Regions from separate parts of the Homo sapiens genome. Here region 1 is linked to region 2. A link is an interaction called in ENCODE POLR2A ChIA-PET data of the cell type or tissue named here. Cell type or tissue: PC-3. All regions are shown on one strand.

The links. Peaks named below come from ENCODE experiments on the same cell type or tissue, not always from the same donor. Only the 100,000 strongest peaks of a DNase experiment are listed, where the experiment ranks them.
Region 1: POLR2A ChIA-PET joins it to region 2 with 5 read pairs; 2 of 35 experiments call an interaction of 5 or more read pairs at or near these places.

The regions. Positions count from the first base shown.
Region 1 is chr3:112,089,458-112,091,957 of GRCh38, reverse strand. All of the region lies in intron 1 of C3orf52 (chromosome 3 open reading frame 52), which reads right to left. Among named protein-coding and RNA genes, the nearest start is that of C3orf52, 4.3 kb to the right of the region's middle. In PC-3, no CTCF peak of the experiment used is centred here; no DNase peak of the experiment used is centred here; H3K4me3 peaks cover 802 bases; H3K27ac peaks cover 1,400 bases.
Region 2 is chr3:111,873,479-111,875,978 of GRCh38, reverse strand. All of the region lies in intron 1 of PHLDB2 (pleckstrin homology like domain family B member 2), which reads right to left. Among named protein-coding and RNA genes, the nearest start is that of PHLDB2, 15 kb to the right of the region's middle. In PC-3, no CTCF peak of the experiment used is centred here; a DNase peak (open chromatin) is centred at 1,348; H3K4me3 peaks cover 403 bases; H3K27ac peaks cover 1,864 bases.

The DNA.
Region 1 (2,500 bases), 220 kb before region 2:
ATCTCCGCTCACTGCAAGCTCCGCCTCCCGGGTTCACGCCATTCTCCTGCCTCAGCCTCCCGAGTAGCTGGGACTACAGGCGCCCGCCACCACGCCCGGCTAATTTTTTGTATATTTAGTAGAGACGGGGTTTCACTGTGTTAGCCAGGATGGTCTCGATCTCCTGACCTCGTGATCCTCCCGCCTCAACCTCCCAAAGTGCTGGGATTACAGGCATGAGCCACCGCGACTGGCCTTCTCTGCCATTCTTATTTTGGTGCTGGCCATCAGAAAACGAATCGGTCAGTCCACACTTGGACTGTATTTCCAACCTTCTCAATTAGAGGTGCCCAAGCCTGGCTGCACATCAGAATCACTGGGTAAGGATTTTAACTGACACATACCTAGGCCCCACCTGCACCTAGTGGACCAGATTGTAAGGGAGGTGGGAGGAGGCCATGGCAGACCTCTGGTCTGAGGCCTCCCACCTTTCGGGAGTTAGGTCAAATCTCCCCTTTGGTGGAAGCCTCCCTCCCCACCTGCCCTTAGTGAGATCTTCCAATACCTGAGCTGTCCACATAGCCCATCTGCTGTTGCCACTGACTGCCCTGTCCGGTTTCAGGTTCAAAAACAAACAGAGCCTGGCCTTATCTTCCTGCGTAAACTGAAACCACATAGAGGAGGGGTGCTCTTAAACTGCCCTGTTCTTATATTCCACACCTGTGCCTTCTACAAGTAATATACATTTAACGATTGTGGGCTGTTTAGTTGTAGAGGCCTCCCAGAAATTTTAAGAATGGACTTTGAGAAAATCTAGATGAGGGGACAAATGTTGGATTTCCCAAGTGCACTTTACACTGACTCTGAGGCCTAGCCTGTCAGAGGTGCGAGGGGAGCACTTAAAGGCCCTAGGGATATCTTGACAGAGGAAATCCCTCTTGAGTTAAGTGCATTTCTGGAATCCAGGGATAGGGTCACCTCTCATCCCCACTCAAAACCTGCAGAACTGCTTCAAAGCCAGGGGAAGCCACACGGGAAAAAGACATCCCAGTACAAAGAATCTTCAGTTTCTCAGGGGACAGAAACATCTCCCCATTTACAGAGCTCCTGAGGCCAAAGCCCTGGTGCTATTTTCAGCCCTCATAAAAGGCAGCTGGGACCCATAAAGATTAGCACAAAAGGAAATATCTAGTTTCAAATGAGCCATAGAATGAGTGTCAATGCACCTCCTTGGCCTCTCATGCCTTTATTTATGCTGTCCCTTAGAGATCACAAATTAGGACTCTGGTGTGTTGAAAAAAACCACTAATTACTCTATGACTTCCTGGAGGAACTCAGCTTAAAATTTTACAGCCGTCATCTATAGGAAATGCCTCTTCCTGTAGCCTAGTGCCCTCACTGACCTGTCCTCAGCTCTAAGAGGAAGACCGCTGAGCGCTATCCCTTACATGATTAATATTCACAGACTTTATGTCATTATAAAATGGTCTGTCACAACAAAAAATAAAAATAAAAAAATAGCCAGACATGACGGTTTACACCTGTGGTCCCAGATACTGAGGAGTCTGAGGTGGGAGGATCGCTTGAGCCCAAGAGGTCAAGGCTGCAGTGAGCTATGAGCATACTACTGCACTCCAGCCTGGGTGGCAGGAGTGAGACTCTCTCAAATGAAAAAAAAAAAAAAAAAAAAAGCACATGAAACTGTCAGACACTCCCAGCCAAACAATAGACTGTACAGTGCTTCTCAGCTGTCTGCCCATTAGAATCAGCTGAGGAATTAGTATCTTTTAGAAGTAACGCCCGGAGATTCCAATGTGCCCTGAGGGTGAAGAGCCTGTGACACAGTAGGTGTGTGCTACCTGTGCCATCTGAGTCTTGCCTCAAAACTGGATCATGAAGACACACTGCCTTCTTCACTGGCTTCATCTCTCTTGCCCAAATTCTAGATCGTGAGGAGAGGCCACACATAGATTCTTCTGCAAGGTGCCTTCCGGAGATATTTGCAACTGCATCTTACATTCTATTATTGTTTTACATGGCTTAATAATTTACATTTGCAATCTGCATCTTATATTCTGTGATCATATTATATGGCTCAAGAATTTTCAGGGCTTTCCTATGAACATTCCCCGGATATTTACATCCGTCTTTAGATAAAGGTCTAAATACATGACACAGGATCCTGCAACAGTGGCAGGATACCTATCTCTTACATCTAAAAAGCCTTTCTTCTTTTTGACTCAATCAGAAGCAGATATTATATAGATCAGGGAAAATTTTCTTACAGGTAGGAAACTCTTCATAATACTCATTGTGGGATTTAATCCACTTGTTTGATCCAAGCACAAAAGAGCCAGTTGATTCTTGTCCTAAACTGAACAACACGTGGCAATGGAGCTAATTTTTAGCTAGCTCATTGAAATAAATCTTTTTTTTTTTTTTTTTTTTTGAGACGAAGTTTCACTCTTGTTGCCCAGGCTGGAGTGCAGTGGCGTGATCTGGGCTCACCACGACCTCCGCC
Region 2 (2,500 bases):
CTCTCATACTAGTTCATATTTTCTACATTTTATATAATACATTTGGACCATTTTGACAACCAGGAAAAAAAAACTCACTTACCATAAAATACTAGAATATGTAGCAACACTTCATTTTAAAGTTGATTAAACATTTTCTTTCTTTTTTTTTTTTTTTTGAGACAGTCTTGCTCTGTTGCCCAGGCTGGAATGCAACGGTACATTCTCGACTCACTGCATCCTCCGCCTCCAAGGTTCAAGCGATTCTCCTGCCTCAGCCTCCCCAGTAGCTAGGATTACAGGTGTGTACCACCATGCCTGGCTAATTTTTGTATTTTTAGTAGAAACGGGGTTTCACCATGTTTGCCAAGCTGGTCTCTAACTCCTGACTTCAGGTGATCTGCCTGCCTCGGCCTCCCAAAGTGCTGGGATTACAGGTGTGAGCCACTGTGTCTTGCCAATTAAACATTTTAAGTTGATTTTTTCCTTAGCTCTTGCCCAATTTTCAAGCCAGATATTAACTTTTCCAAAAAAGGTTAAAGAACTCCTTTGCCAGGCGTGGTGCCTCACACCTATAATCCCAGCACTTTGGGAGGCCCAGGCAGGCAGATCACCTAACAGTGGGAGTTCGAGACCAGCCTGACCAACATGGAGAAACTCCATCTCTACTAAAAATACAAAAAATTAGCCAGGCATGGTGGTGCATGCCTGTAATCCCAGCTACTTGGGAGGCTGAGGCAGGAGAATCACCTGAACCCGGGAGGCGGAGGTTGTGGTGAGCTGAGATTGTGCCATTGCACTCCAGCCTGGGCAACAAGCAAAACTCCATTGCAAAAAAAAACAGTCTTGATCAGACTAATTTAATATATAAATATTGAAGACTGCAACATTTTTTCCAAGTCTTCTAAATGACTCTGGCAAAAACATTAATCATATGAATTTATCTGTTTCACTCTTTATGCATCTGAAAAACTACAAAATCAAATATTTCTCTGATATGAATAAAGCTAACAGAATTGTTATAAAAAGTCTCTAGATGTTTGCTGAATAATAGCTTAGATAATATTAATATTCTTGTTTTTTAGAATGTAGCTACCTTACTTCCATATTTGAGTAGTTCTGTTTATTGTACAGGGAAAAAAATTAAAAATCTCAATGGGTAGTTTTAGGCACTTCACTCATTAAATCCATGCCTACTGTTTATCAGACATTTATTTAGCAGGCATTAGTGTTACTCACTAATATTCCAGTTCTTCTCCTTTCAGGAACATAGTGAGGTTGCTCTTCCTCATCTCTGTGAGGTTAGGTGTGGCTATGTCCCTTGCTTTGATCAATGAAATATGAGAGAAAGTAACTTGCCAGTTCCAAGCTGAAGCATCATGAGTCAGTGCAGCAGTCACCATTTCCCACCCCCCTGCTAGGACAACTAGCCTCATCCAGGCTTGCAGAGGCTTTGTTAACCCCCACTCCTGAATGAGGACATGGAACAAGGTCCTTGTCAACACAAGATTGTCTGCAGCCCCTGAGATTTGGGGTTTCTTTGTTACTATGAGGATGCTAATCTTCATTAAGTAACTAATATAAATCAGGCTCTGAGCTAGGCATTGGGAGACATACGGTAAGAGATATCATTTCCTGCCTTTACATAGCTTAGAGTACAAAGGGAAAAACACATTTATGAACAAATAATTGCTATGCATGCCTAAATATATTTGGTTGACAGGAAAAGGAACACAGAGTGGGGCGAATCCAGTGAGAGTGGTAGTTTTGAGGAGGTTGCAGTATAAAGAAATGATGAAGGAGCCCACTGAAGGGAAGGGAATCTGATTGGTATTATTCAAAAGTAGCATAAAGCCACTTGCACACCTAAAATTCTGTGAGTTAAAGGATGTAAACAAACTTCCAAGCCCATATTAGGTCAGACCACTGGTACATCCAACAAACATCCTATCTCTGATAGAATTAAAAAGCAAATCCATATAGGAAAAATCATTATTTTCTATAACACCGTTTTTTAAAATCTAGGACTGTAAGTCTCCTGGTATGAACTATATTTAATAATCGTGTATTTCTCGCTTATAGTTCTCTAAATCTTTTTCTGTCTCCACCACCATGTAAGATATGCCCTCCTGGGTCCAAGCAGCATGCCTCCCCTAAAAGTGATTTAACTTGGACAGTAATCCTTCAAGTGTTTAGGTGTGGCTACAAAAAAAATCTGAGATGTTAGAATAGACAAGAATTAATGCCAGTTAGAAAGAAGGACTTTGCTTTGAAAGAAATATATACAAAATGGGAAACAGAACTAAGTTGAGGGTATTCCCATAATATGCAGACACAGCAACCCAGAAAGCAAGCCAGGGCAGATGTCACTAAGCAGAATAAAAAGCTAAGCACTTACACCCAAACTGCATTTTAAATATTTACTCCTACAGTAAAGAATTGAAGGGTTTAATACCTCATGTCAAAATGAATACTCAAAGGTTTGGCTTTTGACTCAGCAGTATAAGACACTGATGTTATT